Regions from separate parts of the Mus musculus genome. Here region 1 is linked to region 2. A link is a loop called in an ENCODE intact Hi-C map of the cell type or tissue named here. Cell type or tissue: left cerebral cortex. All regions are shown on one strand. Each heading gives the region's core, and the rest is flanking DNA. Links, peaks and the distances in the headings are about the cores only. Region 1 overlaps Ddi2 (DNA-damage inducible protein 2). Region 2 overlaps Dnajc16 (DnaJ heat shock protein family (Hsp40) member C16).

What was found. A loop is a pair of places that touch in the nucleus more often than their neighbours do. Peaks named below come from ENCODE experiments on the same cell type or tissue, not always from the same donor. Only the 100,000 strongest peaks of a DNase experiment are listed, where the experiment ranks them.
Region 1: a loop joins it to region 2, with 2.4 times the contacts of the local background. A loop is called at or near these places in 2 of 42 quality-filtered maps.

The regions. Positions count from the first base shown.
Region 1 is chr4:141,692,898-141,702,521 of GRCm38, reverse strand. It overlaps Ddi2 (DNA-damage inducible protein 2), which reads left to right. Exons shown (of 10, transcript NM_001017966.2): 6 at 3,664-3,792; 7 at 7,012-7,115. Among named protein-coding and RNA genes, the nearest start is that of Rsc1a1, 12 kb to the right of the region's middle. In left cerebral cortex, for the core only: no CTCF peak of the experiment used is centred there; no DNase peak of the experiment used is centred there.
Region 2 is chr4:141,774,238-141,783,861 of GRCm38, reverse strand. Dnajc16 (DnaJ heat shock protein family (Hsp40) member C16) reads left to right here. Exons shown (of 15, transcript NM_172338.2): 4 at 756-1,089; 5 at 6,783-6,967; 6 at 8,392-8,496; 7 at 9,203-9,361. Among named protein-coding and RNA genes, the nearest start is that of Dnajc16, 12 kb to the left of the region's middle. In left cerebral cortex, for the core only: no CTCF peak of the experiment used is centred there; DNase peaks (open chromatin) are centred at 899, 2,065 and 3,858; H3K27ac peaks cover 1,963 bases.

The sequences.
Region 1 (9,624 bases), core at 1,197-9,196, 82 kb after region 2:
GCTCTCTTCTGGCTTTGGTGGGCACCAGGCTCACGTGTGCTGCACAGGCACACATGCAAGCAAAACATATAACATTAGACAGGAAGGAAAGAGCAGGCAGGCGAGGAGATTTGGTTTGCCACTTAAGCTTCAGGTGGCTCATGTGCTAAGTGGCATCTATTTTTAATGATAACTCTACTTTTCTTCAAATCATTTAACTATTTATTCATTTGTTATGTTTTGCCTACAAGTATATCTATGCCCACAGAGGCCAGAAGAGGGTGTAAGAATACCTAGAGCTGAAGTTAATTACAATAGTGTGAGCCACAGTGTGGGTTCTGGGAATCAAGCAACAAGTGCTCTGAGCTGCTGAGCCCTCTCTCCAGCCCCAGGTCTGCTTTTTTTTTTGTTTTTTTTTTAAGGTTTACTTCTTGGGGTTGGGTATTTAGCTCAGTGGTAGAGCGCTTGCCTAAGCAAGCGCAAAGCCCTGGGCTTGGTCCTCAGCTCTAAAGGGGGAAAAAAAAAAAGACAAAATAACAAAAAGCCTCTCCACACCCACACCCCCAAAAACGATTTACTTCTTTTCGTAACTGCGTAGTCTATTTGGATGTACGCCTGCATGGCAGAAATCAGCATCAGATCCCATTACAGATGGTTGTAAGCCACCGTGTAAGTGCTGGGAATTGAACTGAGGTCTTTTTTTTTTTTTTTAAGATTTATTTATTTGTTATATATAAGTACACTATAGCTGTTTTCAGACACACCAGAAGAGGGTATCAGATCTCATTACAGATGGTTGTGAACCACCATGTGGTTGCTGGGATTTGAACTCAGGACCTCTAGAAGAGCAGTCTGTGCTCTTAACCGCTGAGCCATCATCTCTCCAGCCCCAAACTCGGGTCTTTTGCAAGAGCAGCCCATGCTCTTAACCACCAAGCCATCTCTCCAGTCCCCAATTCTGCTTTTTAAATCCTTCAGTGTTAGTGCTTTAAGGGAATGTGGCTGAGTGGCCATGCTCATGTCTCTGGCCATCTCTCTGAGGCTGTGAGCAGCCTGACTGAAGTAGCTGGGTGTTGGGAACCTAACATCACAGTGTCAAGATACAAACTGACTGAGGACCTGTAACCTCTGAGCCATCTCTCCAACCCAAGTCTTCTTTTTTAAAAGTTGTGTATCTAGTGTTGTGTAACTTTGGGCTGAGTGCTTAAATGGTAAAGGTTCCTTTTGTGAGCTTCAGGAGGTGAATTTGAGAGACCAGATGGTTCTTACTATACACCTAGCACCATGCTAGATGCTCAGTGCATCTTACTGATCGTCCCTTTGTGCCATGATGTGTTCCTGTTTTGTGGGTGAGGACATGAAGTCCTAGAGAAATCAAGTCTTTGTTGCAAGGCATAGCACTGGTTAATGGAGAACCTCAGATTCAGCCTCAGCTGTGCTTGATGCCCAAGAATCCTTAGACACGGCACTTTGGGTGGGTGTGCTGGGTGTAGACATCACTGTCTCAGGGCTGGGCTACATAGGCACATTTCCAGGCGTGACCACTAGACTGCTCCATGGGCACAATATGTGGAGCTGTGTGCTAAGCCAGTGGTCAGTTTGTGGAGACTCAGAGAACAGAATTGCCTTCCCGATTTCCTAGACTCTTTCTGGGACTTTTGAACCTTAGTTTCCTCATAGGAGTTTTGACCACGCATGCGTGTGTGTGCACTCGCGCATATGTTGGTCAGGGTGGAACCCAGGGCCTTGCTTGCTAAGCAGACACCATCACCATTGTGTGATACCTCAGTCATTCTTTTCTCATGCCCAAGATCTGCTAATGCCCACAAGGTGCTGGTGCTTAATACCCACAATGCAGTGAATTCAGACAACAGGATTGGTTGGTGATTCTCAAGCCAGGCCTAAATACAGATGAACCTCAGAAAATGGGAGCAGGGAAGGGGTCCTTTCTAGCAGGCCAGAGGGAATAGGTACGCCTTCCTCCCACCTGAAAATGCTATCTAGATGTGATAAGACTGTAAGAGTGGAATGGGGTGTGGGCACATGTATTGGTAGAGAGGGCCTGGGTTTGATCCAGTACTCTGTAAGTTGAACACAATGGCACAGAACTTAGTCCCAGTACTGGGAGATAGAGGCAGGAGAATAAGAAATTTAAGGTCATCCACATCCTTCAGTGAGTTTGAAGCTAGCCTGGGCCCTGAGACCCTGCCAGAAGGAGGAAGAGATGGGGAATGTAAGGTTGAAGATGAACAGATCATGGTGGCCTGAGGCGGGGCACTGACATGTCAGGCTTGTGCACAGTGGGAGGCTTCGAGGGTTCTGGAGCAGGTAAGGAGCGATTTGAAGGTGATGGCTTAGGATGGCTGCAGGCGGAGGCGGAGCTGGAGGAACTCAGTTACTCTGGGTGGCATGCTTGCTTTAAAGTACACATGCATGGCACAGATTCAGAGCCAGAGAAGAATCCACTTAGGAGGGGAGAGGTGCAGGCCAGACCGACAGCTGTGGTGAGAAGGAAGGTCAGACATTGCAGAGATAGTTTCAGGGAAGGGTGAAGAGAGCAGGAGTCAACACTGAACTGTGCTCACACAGTTAGAGAGTGGTGAGAAGTGAGGCTGAGAGGGGACCGCATCCAAGGGAGTGGCTGAGGCTAGACAGAGATTACAGTATCAGCCAATACAGCTGAGTGTATGTACCCCAGACAGGACATGCTCTCAAGGCTAGGGGTGGCCTGGTTGGTAACATGCCTGTCTCGCATGCACAGAGCCCTGAGTCAGATGCCCAGCACTGCATAAAACTTAATAAGACTGTAATGGAGAATGTGTGTCATTTCTACCTAAGGAGGTAGAAACAAGAGAATCCTGAGCTAGGTAGTGAATTTTAGGCTTGAGCTGAAGTGAGACCTTGTGCCCAAAAGAAACTGTTTTACATGCCCTGAGCTTTCAGAGGAAGAAGACTCATCTAGAGCTTCATTTCTCATTGGGGCTTTTTTGGTTTTTTTATGTGCATGGGTAGGGGGTGTTATTTGTTTGAGACATGGTCTCATAAGTAGCTATAGATGGTCTAGAGCTAGCTAGCTGTATAGAATAGGCTAGCCTCAAACTCATAGAAATCTTCCTGCCTCTGTCTCCTGAGGGCTGGGTAAAGGTATATGCCATCATGCCCTGCTTTTTTCTAAAGTGGGTCTGGTCCTTGTCCGTGTTAGGTTAGGTAAGTGGTCTACCACTGGGCTATACTGTCCCAACACTGACACACCTGTAATTCCAGGAGGCTGAAGGAGGGTCACATGATCACATGATTAAGACTATACAGGGAGTGAGACCCTGACTCGGCAAGCAAGAAAATGAGATGTTGGCGTATAAGGCGCTGCTGCATAACCTAACATTTCCATCTTCACTGGGGCAGCGTTGCCCCACACAAGCTTATTTTCTGTTGGTGGAGTTTTTAAGTAGCCTTTAGTTACTCTATAAACAACATACTCTTTTCTCTCAGTCATACTTCTGTACTTTGGTAGACTCTGGTGTGAATTTCAATATCAGGGGTGTCAGTGCACATCTGAAATCCCTGAACATGAGGGTGGATCCAGGAGGAACAGCAAGGGCTTTACAAAATAAACAAAGAAAAAGCTAGGCAGGATGATGTTACGTGGCTTATGTTTTACAGTCTGATATTTCTCTCTCCCTTCAGGAGCCCAGATGACTATTATGAGCCAGGCCTGTGCAGAAAGGTGTAACATAATGAGACTGGTAGATCGTCGGTGGGCTGGCATTGCCAAAGGAGTAGGCACACAGAAGATTATTGGAAGGGTGCATCTAGGTGAGTGAAGGTGGGCAGTTTGCTGCTTTTTAAAATAGGGATTTTGTAGTGTAGTGAGTTTTAAAGTTCTTTCACAGTACCTCTGACTGGTATGGCATGTCCTTGAGAGCAAGTGGGTGTGTCCTTGTGTACGGGTGCCCCTCTGCAGGTCAGAGGGCAGCACTGGGGATTGGTGCTCACCCTTCCACAAGTCCCTGTTCTTGATTTCAGGTTGCCAGGCTTTTGTGGCAAGCAAGTTACTTGTTAAGACACCTTGCTGACTCTGGGTGTGGCTTCTTTCCCTCTAGCTTGACTTGGTCAAAGGTCAAGCTGCGTTTTGGTCAAAGGCACTGCATTTTGATCTCCCGGTTGTCATCATAGCTGTGGAGATGCTTAGTGTTCTTGGGCTATGTGGCCCTCTCTCCTCTCAGCTCCCTGGAGGGTGTTTCCATGTGCCTGAGTATGGTTCTTCTTCATTTCTTGTACTCAAGTGTTGGTGGATTTTTTAGTCTGGAATACCAGTTCCATGATGGAAGCCGGTGCCTTAGCACATGCTAAGCGCACTCTACCACCAGGCTGTCCTCCAGCCCTCCTTGGTGCATTCCCGTGTGATTCACTCAAAATATTCTTTTGTACTAGGTTTATCTTCCACATTCTGTGTCGTGTGTGTGTGTGTGTGTGTGTGTCTGTCTGTCTGTCTGTCTGTCTCAAGGAGAGGGGGGCAAGATATTGGTGGATCCTCAGAATGGGTATTTTCTAGAAATAAAAGACCTTTCTATACTGTGGAGATATAACAAGTATGTTTATGTCCATAGTGATTCTAGATCCTAATAAGTAAGCTGTAAGATCAATAACTTCACAGACTCTTTATTGCATGAACTGGCAAGACATAGATAACAAGGGTAGTTTCCTGTACATGGGTTATGTGCATTCCAGGGACCCAACTCGGGATGACAGACTTACTTATAAGGGGTGTGTGTGTGTGTGTGTGTGTGTGTGTGTATGTATGTATGTATGTATGTATGTGTGTGAACTTCTTGCTACTTTTGTTTCTTGTAACTCAACTTTGTGGTTTTGTTTTTTAAAGATTTATTTGTTATATTTTATATATATGCCTGGGTTGGTTGGTTGGTTGGTTTGTTTGTTTGTTTTGATACTACTTGTGTCTGATGCCTTTGTAGTTCAGAAGAGGACATCAGATCCTTTAGAATTATGGGTTGTTGTGATCCTCCATCTAGGTGCTAGGACCTAATCTGGGTGCTGTGAAAGAGCACCCAATGTTTAAAAGTTGGACACCCAGGCAGGTCTCGGTTAATTGCTTTTGTAGTTATCACCAAGTGGGTATCTGCATTCTGTGGAAATGCATATGGAAATCTTAGAGCACGAGAGGTTTGAGGTGTTCTGGGATAGCTGCGTATCCACAGAGAGAGGAATTGCAAGTCAGACCAGCCTCACTGTACATACATGTAAATTGTCCGCATTACAGTCCACGTGCGGGTTGGAAGGAAGATGGTTGAATTGGCAAAGTGTTTGCTGTGCAAGTGTGAGAATAGACTGGAAGATCTTAGAGACTGGTAAACCATCCAGTCCAGCTAAAGTGGTGAGTCCCTAGTTCTGTGAGACCGTCTCAAACACTACAGTAGAGAGCAACAGAGGAAAAGATACTGGGCATCAAGCTCCAGCCTCCACAGATGTGTCCACATGTGCACACAGCACTTGCACTGCTCTCAGGCAAAGCTCCTCGGCTGGACGTGGTTTCCTTACACTGTAAGCTATGCATGCGGCAGGTGGAGTTCAAAGCCAGCCTGAATGGACTACATGAGATTTAGTAAAAAAACCATTAGAAAAAGGAAATGATAATCAAGTCTAAAAAAGGGAAGATTGAAATTTGCTTCTGTTTTGTTTTTTCTTTATTTGAGGCAGGAATTTTTTCTTTCTTTTTCTTTTTTTCTTTTTTCTTTTTTTTTTTTAGTAGCCCTGGACCTTGTTATATAACTCAGGCTGACCTTGAACTCACCTACATGATACCTAAATGAAATTAAGTTTGTCTTGAGAGCTGGGTCAGGTGACTCACACCTTTAATCTCAGCACTTGGGAGACGGAGGCAGGGGAATCCAAGTGTTAGAGGCCAGCCTGGCCTACAGAGCAAGTTCCAAGCCAGCCAGCGCTATACAGAGAAAGCCTGTCTTTGAGAAAAGAGGTTTGCCTTGAGCACATGAGGTTGTGTAAGAACAAAATGGACAGCAATGTTTCCTAGAAATATGTATAATACTAAAATGATTAAAGCAGAAACTAAGATAAGACAGATGACAGGAATATAGGAAAGAACACTGTGGTTTTCTTTTTTAAAGATTTATTTTTATTTATGCGTATATGTCTGTAAATGTATACCATGTGTATGCATGTGCCCTTAGAGGCTAACTTGAGTTACAGTCAGTTGTCAACTGCCTGACGTGGGTCCTGAGAACTGATCTCAGATCCTTTGAAGAGCAGTAAGTGCTCTCGTCTCGTCTGTCTGTCTGTCTTTCTTTCTTTCTTTCTTTCTTTCTTTCTTTTTTTGTTTTTTTGAGACAGGGTTTCTCTGTATAGTCCTGGAACTCACTTTGTAGACCAGGCTGGCCTCAGAAAGCCGCCTGCCTCTGCCTCCCAAGTGCTGGGAATAAAGGCGTGTGCCACCATGCCCAGCCTTTTTTTTTTTTTTTTTAAGGTTTATTTATTCATCTATTTTACAAATATTCTTGTCTTTATGTACATCAGAAGGGGACATCAGATCATAGATGGCTGTAACCTATCATGTGGCTGCCCTGGAAGAGCAGTGGAATGCTCTTAACCACCTTAACCAGGGAGTGAGCTGTCCCTCCTCACTCTTTGGTTTTCTATTTCTTCATTTGGGAACTAAGCACATGGTTGTCTAGTGTGTTCTATATTGGGCACATATTTCCCACTCCCCACCCCCAGCCTGGGAGACCTTTTATAAGTATATAAAAAGTAATTGGTAACTACTAGAGAGTTAACTTCATTGCTACCATTTTCTTAATCCTCATAATGTTTGCTCTTTTCACCTGCTGAGCGTGGGTCCTGATGGTGTTCATAACAGTAGCTCCGTCCAGTCCACTTCACTTGCTTTTCAGCCTATCTTGATCGTTACGCCGTACCGGGCTGGCTGAGTTCCGGAAGCCCAGGCACAGCTCCCTGGGCATGTGAAGCCAGCATCAGTAATATCTTTTCTCTGCGCTTTAGCTCAGGTTCAGATTGAAGGCGATTTTCTGGCGTGCTCCTTCTCAATTCTGGAAGAACAGCCTATGGACATGCTTCTGGGTCTGGACATGCTGAAACGGCACCAGGTAATTAAGAGCTTTTATGTGTGGACACACGTGTGTGGGGGCTAGAGGCTGACAGCAGGTGACCTCCCCAGCCTCCACCTACCTGTTTCAGAGAGTACTTCTCACTGAACCCAGAGTTCACCAGTTTGGTGACACTGGCTGGGCAGCAACTCCAGGGAGCCTCCTGGTCTATCTCCCCAGTGCTAAGGTTATAAGGCACTGTTGCACCAGGCTTCCTACAGTGGGGAAATCCAAACCTAGGTCCTCATGCCTGCACGTGAAAGACTTTACCAAGTAAGGCTGCACGCTCAGCACTCCCCAGCCTGGGCTTTTTTTTCTTTGTGTTTTATGGTGGTGGTGGTGGTTCTTATGTGGCCCCGCTGGCCTGGAGCTAAGCTCACTGTGTGAAGCGGAGTCCCTGAGACTCGCAGGGATGCTCCTCCCTCTGCCTCTCCTCTCGCACTGGGCTAGCAGGCGTGTGCCAGCCAGCATGCCCGAGCACTAGCAGGCATGTGCCAGCCAGCATGCCCGAGCGAGCACTGGAGCTGTGTCTCTAGGAGTCACATCAGTCTGTCACTAGTATTGACAAACCAAGAACCATGGAAATGTTCTTGGTACATTCTGTCATCATTCAGAGTTGAAACACTTTGTTGTTACAAATAGAGTCTGCCAGTTGGGTGTGGTGGTGCATGCATACTTGGAAAAGAGAAGTGTCAGGCATCTGTGAGGCCAACCAGAGTCACACAATGAGACCCTGCCTCAAAACAACACAAGGCAGGCTTTGGAGGAGCACATCTTTAATCCAGCAGTTGGGAGGGAGAGGCAGACAGATCTTTGAATTTGAGGGCAGCCTGGTCTACACAGTGAGTTTTAGGACAGCCAGGGCTACACAGAGAATCTTTTTCTGGAAAACAAACAAAAAACCCGCAAAAAACCGGAACAGCACAAATCTCTTTGTAAAACCTCTAGGGATAAGTTAAATCTTGTCTGTTTTGACATTAGTAGTTTTATTATTTGTTTTAGTCTTTAAAGAATTGGATTTATTTTTAAGTGTATTTTGTTTGTAAGCATGTCTGGGTACCACATGCTTCCTGGTGCCCTTCCAGGTAAAAAGAGAGAGTTGGCTCCCCTGGACCTTAGGGTCAGATGGTTAGGAGCCACCGTGTAGGTGCTGGAGATAGAAGGCCCTCTGCAAGAACAAGTTCTCCTTTTTATTTCTTTTACTGAAAATGACCTTTTTTCCTTCACATAATGTATATCCTGATTATGGGTTCCCTTTCTCCTCCCAGTCTCTCCCCATCACCCCTTCCATCTAGAACCACCTTTGTGTCTCGTTAGAAAAAAAAAAACAGGCTTCCAAGGGATTGTGATATGATAAGATAAAACAAGAATGGAAAAACAGATAAGGCACAAGGAACAGAGATCACTGGTTTGCACACTCAGGAATCGTGGGGGGGAAAAAAACCCACTAAACTGGAAGCCATAAAATACATGTAAAGGGCCTGGTGCAGCCCCGTGCAGGTCCTGTGCTTGTCTCCGGTCCTGTGAGCTGTGACCATGCTGATGCAGAGGCCTTGTTGTCCTCATCCCGTCCAGCTCCTCCACTCTTGTCCCCTCTTTCTCAGGGTTCCCTGATCCTGGGGAAAGAATGAGACATCCTGTTACAGAGCTGAGCACGAGTGCTTGGCTGCCCAGCCTCTCGGGCCCCAGCACTTATATGAATCAAGCTGTACAATTACGATTCTGATTTAAAGCCAGGAGGGTTGAAGGGTTTGGCTTTGTTTTTTGTTTGTTTGGTTTTTGTTTTACTACATCCTTTTCTTAGATGTTGATTAAACAGTAGTAAGAAGGAACCTTGAGGTTTCAAGGCTGAAAAATGAAGCTTTGTTCACACAGGGAGAATTTTCTGACAGGACATTAATTTGTGATAATACTTGTGTTCCTCGTGTAAACCTGAAGTCAGTCATGCTCATGGCAGAACATTTGGTAGTGTCTGTTGAGTAATGACACTACCAATGACTGACCCTGAGTCAGCCTTCATGCCACTGCTGTGGTGTGAGGCAGAGGAGCACCTACCTGCCTGCTGGATGGAAGGTGCTGGATTCAGGCCCCTAAAAACAAAAAGCCTTGAGAAGCCGTGTATATCCTATTGATGTAGCATTGTAACTAGAAGGAATGAGTGTGTTTTTATAAATGGAGCCTGCATTATTAGTTTGTCAGTGTCTTGCTGTCATTTAGCATGTGTGGGTATTTTGTAACTTTACAGACATACATGCATACATCATAGGCGCATGCAGCTGTCAGACCTCAAGTAGAGGTAAAACACACAGGAAATGATAAGAAGTAAAGTGGCCATGCAGCCCACTTGTAATGCCACCAGTTGGGGGCCTCAGGAGATGAATCAGGAGGTCAAGGATGGTCTGGACTCTAGACCCTATCTCAGAAGAAAACAGAAGAGGGCCTAGGAGTAACTGGACAAGGGAAGTGCTGCTAGCTGCAGTGGCCGTGCGAGTGTGGTGATCTCAACTTG
Region 2 (9,624 bases), core at 850-8,849:
CCAAGGACCTGTGTTGGCCCATGTGGTGGAAGGAGAGAACTGACCTCCACCCCTGTGTCCTGACAGACATGAAATAAGCATTGACGGGAGAGCTGAAGTCAGCTCGTGCTTAAGGCCCTAGACTACACGTTGCTCACCTTCTGATGTTCATGGTTAGCGTTCATTGGTCCAAATGATTCTCTCTCCAGTGGTGCAGCCAGGGTAATGTTCTATGGCGGATCCTGGTGATGTCATATGTCAGATCTTACCTGGTGTTTACTGGGATGGTTGAGAGCTTTAATGTCAACATGAGGGTGACGAGCTCACCAAATAAACTCGGAGTTTTAATGTCTCTGTTAGGGAGTTTGAGATGAACTTAGTCACTCTGTGTATGTGTGTATTTTCTGGGCTTACCTGTGCCACAACACTCATGTAGAGCTCAGAGGAAACTTGCATGAGATGGCTCCCCTGCCATGTGGATTGAGGAATGGTCAGATCTTAGTGAATCTCCTTCCCTTCCTCCCCAGCCCCCAACCTTGCTGGAGGTTGAACCTAGCGTCCCTACTATACATTTCTGAGAAGCATACTTCCATCGTTCAGGTTGCTTACAGGAAAGCCATTTAGGGTTGGGGTGTGGCTCAGTGGTTAAGGGTTTGCCAAGTGTGCACAAGGCCGGGCTTCGGTCCTCAGTCCTGAAAGACAAGACTGTGAGGAAGGAGAGTCCTTTGGTAAGCCACCTGCCTCGCCCTTTGGACTCCTTCTCTTCTTCCTTTCAGATCCTGTCCAATGAGGAAAAGAGGACAAACTACGACCACTATGGTGATGCCGGTGAGAACCAAGGCTACCAGAAGCAGCAGCGCGAACACCGCTTCCGCCATTTCCACGAGAACTTCTATTTTGATGAGTCCTTTTTCCACTTCCCCTTCAATGCGGAGCGGCGGGACTCGGGTGACGAGAAGTACTTGCTGCACTTCTCACACTACGTGAATGAAGTGCTTCCCGAGAGCTTCAAAAGACCCTACCTCATCAAGATCACGTCAGACTGGTGCTTCAGCTGCATCCATATCGAGCCTGTCTGGAAGGAGGTGGTCCAGGAACTGGAAGGACTGGGTAAGGTGTTCCATTAGGGCACACTTAAACAGAAGGTGACCCTCTTTTCTTTCTAAGATGTAGGTGTTTTGTGTATATGAGTATTCACCCACATGTATGTACAGAAATACATATATGTGCATACACTGCATGCAAGCGGTGCCCATGGAGACCAGAGGAGAGCGTTCATCCCCAGGAGCTGGAGTTAGAGGTGGTTTTAAGCTGCTCTGTGGGTTCTGAGAACTGACCCAGGTCTTCAGCAAGTGCAGCAAGAGCTCTTTTAACCACAGAGGCGTGGATGGCTGCAGCCAGGCGTTCTTAGAAAGGGAACAATTGGTGTGTTTTCTTTCCCCAAGTTCATAGTGAGTGATTTTCTTTTTCAAGACAGGGTTTCTCTGTGTAGCCCTGGCTGTCCTGGAACTCACTCTGTAGACCAGGCTGCCCTCGAACTCAGAAATCCGTCTGCCTCTACCTCCCAAGTGCTGGGATTAAAGGCGGGCGCCTCCACGCCCGGTCGTGATTGATTTTCAAGGGGTGTTTATGAAGAGGTGTATTAAGCTACTTTTCTTCTTCTTTCCTTTTTAAATGTGTATGAATGTTTTGCCTACATGCATGTCTATACACCATTTAGATGGCTAGTGCCTGAGAAGGTCAGAAGAGGGCATAGGATCCCCTGGAATTGGAGTTACAGAGGTTGTGAGCCACCAAGTGGGTCCTGGGAATTGAACCCAGATCCTCTGCAAGAGCAAGAAGTGCTTTTACCCACTGAGCTATCTTTCCAGACTCTACATTCTCAAAGGCATATCGCAGTATACCTGGCTCTTCTTCTTAGTTCTCTAAACAGTAGACTTCTGGCAATTGTTGGGCCATTTGTTCCAAATAAGTCTTTGGTGTGCGGTGCAGAAGCAGGAGGGTACTTGGCTTTGGCCAAATGTGTCCCTGAGCCTGGATACAGCTGCCCTTGGAAGAAGCTGGGAGCATTGCCATGCGGTGTAGCGAAGGCAGTGGGAAGGTGTTTGCTCTCGGTGTATAATGCTCGAGAGATCGGGGATGAGAAGTCACTGACTCAGTAGCTTCTGGTCATGAGACAGCTCTGCCTTGTGCTGTGGGAGAGTGTAGGGAAAACTGATCTGGGGCAGTGCGATGCTAAACCTCTGTGCACTTTAGGACCAAGGGCAGGCACATTGCATTTCATAGCTTACACTTTCATGTTGCACATGTGTGTGTATTTGTGTGAGTACACATGGAGGTCAGAGGATAACTTCGTTCTCTCCTTCCACCTGTGGTTTTTGGGCATGGAACTCTGATCATCAGGTTGGCAGCAGAAGTCAGAAAGATGTGAACACAGAGGAGGGCCCACAAGGTCAGAGATGCAGGCAGTCACCAGGAGCTGGAAAGGGTCCAGATTGACTGTCCCTGCAGCTTACAGAGGAAGCCAGTCCTGCTGACACCATGACTCAGCCCTGTAGGATAAACTGGACTCCTTGTCTCAGAACTTTAAGATGAGAAGTTGGCATGGTGTGTGGTGGTCTGTTACCATAGCCAAAGCAACCCATAGCTCCTGTCAGGAGGACCCTGTAGGACTCAGGGATAAGGAGGGTCGTGAGGACTCCCTGGGACCAATGGGATGAGGGAGGCTCAATACCAGCGGTATTAGAGGGCTTGGTCTGAGAGACGACAAACAACTGGGGGTTGGAAGGGAGGGGATTTGAACTCAGGCTTTGATTGTCTCCGATCTCTGTTTTTGTGGTTGTTTGTATTAATGAGACAGGATCTATCTATGTAACCCTGACTGTCCTGAAACTTGCCATCTAGATCAGACTGGTCTCAAACTCACAGAAATCTGCCCAGAAAAAGCTGTCCTTTTATCTCCACATTCGTTCCATAGGGTCCTCATGAAGATGCACATGTGTGTACAACAATGGTAACAATACGTAATTGGGTGGAAAGCTTTAGGAAAGATTCCCAGTGTTAACCTCTAGCATCCTCGTGTGCAAGTGTTGATTAGCGCACACACACACATGTACACCACACAGTACACATGCACGCACACACGCACGCGTACATGCACACACACGTAGAGTGGTAAAGTGTCAAATGTGACACTAGGAAAGCAGATGCCTTCTTTTCTGTCTTCTGCACAGCTTCATTGTGTAAGAATTGGTTAGCTGGGTAGTGGTTCACACCTTTAATCCCAGCACTCAGGAGACAGAGGCAGGTAGATCTCTGTGGGTTCAAGGCCAGCCGGGTCTACAGAGAGAGTTCCAGGATAGCCAAGGCCAAGCCAAGACCCCAAAACTGGAGCATTCTTGCATCATCACAGATGACCAAGAATGCTGGGGCCAGAGCAAACTAAGTATGAGGAGCAAGAAAAAGGGAGACAGGAGCAGGGGCCACATCACAGAGTCCTGCTGTCCTTTTTGTGGACTGTGGTTTCATCACAAGCGGAGTGAGTACTTCTTTACAGGGTTTGATCAGAGTAGTGCAATTCATTTAGAAGGAACAGTCTGGCCCTATGTGAAGAACAGACTGCAACAAGAAAGCCCACTTAGGAGGCCACTGCAGTAGCCAGCCAAGAAGCATGAAGAAGCTGTGTGCCGAGGTGTACCCTGTGTGTGCTCCAGGCACCTGGCCCAGAGGCAAGAGGATCAGGGCGTTCAGGGTTATCCTTGGCTACGTAGTGAGGTGGGAGGAGAAGGAGGAGGAGGAGGAGGACTGTGAGAGAGGTAAAGGCTGCTGCACTGCCGTCTTCTGAAGAGAGAACCAGGAGGCTGCCAGATTGGGTGTGGGTGTGAGGGACGAGAGAGGGTGGCTGTCTGTCGTTTGGACTGTGGAATAGGAGGAATGGAGCTGCCATATTTGGAATGTCAAAGGCAGCATTGGAGCTTCTGTGAGAGGAGACTGGGAGTCCAGTGTCAGGAGCTCGACACTTTCAAGCCTACCAGACCCAAACACTTCTCCGTATTGGCTGTTAACCTCGCGCTTAGGGTGTAAGCTGGCCCTGCAGACATGCCAGTTAAATGAAAGAACAAGAGGAGACCCGGTATTAAGTGAAAAAAGAAATGCCAGGTCACCTACTTCACTGCACGTGTCCTCAGACACACACATTCAAGGAGTGAGCAGATGGGCGCCAAGCTACCCACAGGGCTCTATTGTCTATGCTCTTGAATGGTGCTAACTGGAGTGTGCTCACTTTATAAACTGTGTTTGTGTATTTCGTGTACGGGGAATGCCAGAGCACGTGTGTGGAGGTCAGAGAACAAAGGTTGGGACTCAGTTCTTGTTTCACATCTAGTTTTAAGGCAAGGTACTCAGGGATAGCTGGCCCACAGAGCTCTGGGTGATTCTCTGCCTCCCATCTCTCCATGGAAACACTGAGATTACAGATGCACACTCGGAGCTGAAATCAAGTCTTTAGGCTTGTGTAGCAAGCTTTTTACTCACTAAGCCATCTCCTGGCCCCTTCTTGTACTTTGTAAAGATTCTGTAGCTATGCTGATGGTGCACACTTCTAGTCCCAGCACTCAGGAGGCAAAGGCAGGTAGATCTCTAACAGTGTGAGGCCAGCTTAGTCTACATTATAAAATTTCAAGCCTACCCAGGTTGTACAGTGAGGCCCTGTCTCAACCAAAAGAAAGTAGAAGAGGGGGAGGAGGAGGAGGAGGAGGAGGAGGAGGAGGAGGAGGAGGAGGAAGAGGAGGAGGAGGAGGAGGAGGAGGAGAAAAGAGAAGAGAAGAGAAGAAAAGAAAAGAAAATTTTGTTTTGTTTTGTTTTTCTGTGAATAGGTATTTTGCTTGGCTGTGTGTCTGGGTCTTGTTGTTTGAGACAGGTTGTGGTGTTTTGAGTAAGAATGCTGCCCATAGGCTTATATATATATGAATGCTTAGTCATGAGAGAATGTCAATACTTGAGAAGGATTAAGAGGTGTGGCCTTGTTACAGTAGGTGTGGTTTTATTGGAGGAAATCTGTCACTGGGGTGGAGGTTTCAGAAGCCCAAGCCAGGCCCCGGGGCTCTCTCTCTTCCCGCTGCCTGCAGACTCCATTGTAAAATTCTCAGCCAGTTCTCCAGCACTAATTCTGTCTGCTGCTGCCATGAACCTGCCATGATTACAATGGACTAAACCTCTGAAGCTGTAAGCCAGCCCCAGTTGAATACCTTCTTTTATAAGAGTTGCTGTGGTCATTGGTGTCTCTTCACAGCAGTAGGACAGTGACTAAGACAGAGTAGCCTTGACTGACATGGAACTTGATAATGTAGACCAGGCTGGCCTCAAACTCACTGAGCTCTCCCTACCTCTGCCTCCTAGTGCTGGGATGAAAGGGGTGTGCCACATGCCTAGTCCAGCAAATGCACCTCTGCATCACGTGTGTGCGGTGCCTGAGAAGGCCAAGGAGGATGGGTGTCTGATTCTCAGGAAATGGAGTTAGAGATAGCTATGAGTCACCACGTGAACCCTGATCCCAGTGGAGCCGGGGCTCTTAACGCTTGACCTTCTCTCCAGCCCCCCAAATTGTATTGTGTTGTGTTGTGTAGTTGTATTGTATTGTATTGTGTGAAGGGTTGCTGGAGGGGGATACACATACAACAGCAAGCATGTGGAGGTCAGCAGACAACTCTGTAGAGTTGATTCTCTTCTTCCACATTTCCATGAGCTCCAGGGCTCAAACCCAGAGATCCATCTTGTACAGCAAGCACATTTACTCACTGAGCCTTCCTCTGGGTACAACATTTGTATTTTCAGTATGTCAATAAAGTAATGTAATATATATATATGGGAGATGTGTTCCCAAGGGTGAGATGTGACTTTCTCTTATTGATGAGTCATAGGCTGTGGTGCTGGGTGGGAGACTGTCACCGAATCACTGGCCTCTTAGGTTATTCATACATGTTTGTTTATGGGTAGGAACATTGTATCCAGATTGCCCTTTTTGTATTTACTCTGTGTGTGTGTGTGTGTGTGTGTGTGTGTGTGTGTGTGTGTGTGTGTACACAAGTGTGCAAAGGGGGCTGGAGAAATGGCTCAATGGTTAAGAGCACTGACTATTCTTCCAGAGGTCCTGAGTTCAAATCCCAGCAACCACATGGTGGCTCACGACCACCTGTAATGGGATTCGATGCCCTCTTCTGGTGTGTCTGAGGACAGTGACAGTGTACTCACACATATTAAATAAGTAAAATCTTAATCCGGGTGTGGTGGCGCACGCCTTTAATCCCAGCACTTGGGAGGCAAAGGCAGGCAGATTTCTGAGTTCAAGGCCAGCCTGGTCTACAGAGTGAGTTCCAGGACAGCCAGGGCTACACAGAGAAACCCTGTCTCGGAAAACCAAAAAAAAAAAAGTGTACAAAGGTCAGAGGACAAACAGTTCTCTTTTATATCCTGGGAGTTCCAGGCATGGACCCCAGGCCTTAGAGCAAGCTCCTTCACCCACTGCACCATCTCTCTGGCCCGCTTTTTTTCTCTTTTAATTTCCTCATCACTTGTTCCCAAAATTAGGAATAACAGGCATAAGAGATATTCAGGTTTGCAAATATTTGTTCTATAGAAAAACTGGCCAATCCAGAATTCTAACAGTGCAAGAAAGCTAAACAAGCTATTAGGAAAAATATGTATTCCAACCCAGTTGGGTTTCATTTTCCACTGCAAAGGACTTGTCAGCACTCCTTCCTGCCCGAGTCTCAGGAGGCTTCACAGAGCGCTTCCATGCTTTGCAGGTGTGGGGATTGGTGTCGTCCACGCTGGGTACGAAAGGCGCCTGGCCCATCACCTGGGAGCACACAGCACCCCCTCCATCCTTGGGGTCATCAGTGGGAAGATCACCTTCTTCCACAACGCAGTGGTCCATGAAAACCTACGGCAGTTCGTGGAGAGTCTTCTCCCAGGAAACTTGGTAGAGAAGGTGAGTGTCCCCGGAGAATGGAGCTGCCAGCCGGAACCTCCCAGGCTTCGCTCTGAGCAGCCAAGACACTACCACTTCATTACACCAAGTAGTGCGAGAAGCCTGAGGAGGCTGGCAGCCGAAGCAGGGTACAGAGCTGGGAAGAGCGCACTGCCGTTAGGAACCGCTCACAGGCTCTAGACATCACGGGAATCTGATCTGAAGCCACAGTCCTGTTTACTAAACAACAACGAAGTTAGATCACGTGGTAGAATTTATGGCTCATGCATTTGTTCATAGGCACAAATTTGTGCTATGAAAATAGGAAAATCAGATTACATTGAGAAAAAATTAAGTACATTTGGATTTTACATTTTTAAATGTGTATTAAGTAAGTATATTCATATCTACCAAACCCACCAGATTCATTACACAGATATTATTTCTGGAACATTAAAAGCTTAGTGAGGAGCAGTCATGGTGGTGCACGCCTTTCATCCTAGCACTCAGGAGGCAGAGGCAAGTGGATCTCTGTGGCTTTGAGGTTAGCCAGGACCACGTGGCTACAAAAAGTGAAAAGCTTATTGAGGGCCCGAGAGCTGTCTCAGAAGGTCCAGATGCTTGCTGCCAAGCCTGACAGCCTGAATAATTCCCAGCAGCTCCTGAAAGTTGTCCTGTGACGACTCACATGTGCACGCGTAGCTCATGTACCTATATAGCCTATACACACGCACATACAAAACAAAGACTGTAATGTTGTTGTTGTTTAAGACTCGGGTCCTCTTGGATAAGAGCAGCACACACCCTTACCCTCTGAGCATCTCTCCAGCCCACTAGGCCATGTTTACAGGGCAAGCGCTGCATGCCTTCTATGGAACTGAACTCTGGGGACCAATGGCAGGGCTTATGCTTGGAGATGCCCTGGATTCGATCTCTAGTACTCCTACCAAAAAACAAACAAAGAAACAACTTGAGAAGTGATTTTATAATATAGTCAGTAATTCTTTCAAGCAGGATGATAATTTTAATCTGTAAGAGTTTATAAAGAGATGACATCTGTGTTGCCATTCTTCTAATGGCTTTGTCAAATTAAGACAGAAAGACTAGTGGCAAGGCCGGCAGATCTCAGTGAGGTCAGGCCAGCCTGGTCTGCTTAGCAAGTTCCAGTCCAGCCAGGACTAAATAGACCCTTTCTCAGAAAAGGCAGAAAGATTAATTGTCTGCATTTTTGTTTTTTACAAACAGCCTCTTTATAAGCACCCATATGGCACTCCCAACCATTGTAGCTCTGGTTCCTGGGAATTTGATACTCGCTTCTGACCTCTGTGACCAGACATACATGTAGTATGCATACATACATGCAGGCAAAACATTCATGTACAAAATAAAAATGAATAAATTATTTTTTAAATTAGATGTTGCAACTAACCTATTTTCAATTTAAGGTCACAAATAAAAATTATGTGCGGTTCCTCTCTGGCTGGCAGCAGGAGAATAAGCCACACGCCCTCCTGTTCGGCCAGACACCAGCAGTGCCACTGATGTACAAGGTAATGGATCTGGGGAGCAGCTTCCAGTCTTTCTGGTGGGGGCCAGCTCTGCATCAGAGCCCAAAGCCTGCTTGTCCTTGGGATAATTACATATTTGAGCATTTTTAATTTAAAAATTCCAAATCAGAAAACTCTTGACCATCAGTGTCTCACCACATTAGGAAATTCTACCCCTGACCTCGTGTGACAGGTCACAGTCAAGACAGAGGAACACATTAAAATATGCACAATTACCTTCACACTGAGAGTAAGGTATATGTGAAACATACAGGTTTTATGTTTAAATTTGGTGTGTCCCCAAGAATGCTTCACTATGGATATGCTAATACTATAAAATCTGAAAAAGCCTGAACCATTCAGGTTGCAAGTATTTCAGAAACAGTTCTGCCTGTGGTAGTTTATTGCTGGGATGGACACACACACACACACACACACACACACACACACACACGCACAGACACAGACACACATGGACCAAGGCAAGATTTCTGGATAATGATTAATTTGTTTGATCTCTTGAGAAAATGAGTCATTCTCCCTTGTCCAGTTTTTGTGCATAGGATATCATTAGAATTCCTAGAGTAGGTGTTTGAGGGTGAGGAGACTCATGGTTCATCCCAGCCATGGGCGTCAGTGGGTCCCACTGGGTCTGTAAGCTGGATGCCAAGCTGTCATTTCCCTTCCTTCCTTTCGTCCGCCCTCACAGTTGACGGCCTTCGCATACAAGGATTATGTGTCGTTTGGATACGTGTATGTCGGCTTGAGAGGTGTGGAAGAGATGACCAGGCAGTACAACGTCAACCTCTATACCCCCACCATGCTCATCTTCAAAGAGCACATAAACAAGCCCGCTGATGTGATCCAGGTATGTGAGCCACCTCAGGCCGAGACGGTCTTCCTTTTACCCCAGCCTTCACATAAATATGCACTGCAAGGGTCAGGCGTTCAAGAACACATGAGTCTGTGGATAGCCTAAGCTAGAGTGAGACTTTGTTTCAGATGACAAAGAAAGAACCAAGATGGCTCAGTGGGTGAAAGTGCTTGCTGCCTAGCCTGACCCCTGACCCCTGAGTTCCATTTCTGAGACCCACGGGGAAGACAAAGACCAACTGCTGTGGGTCATCCTTG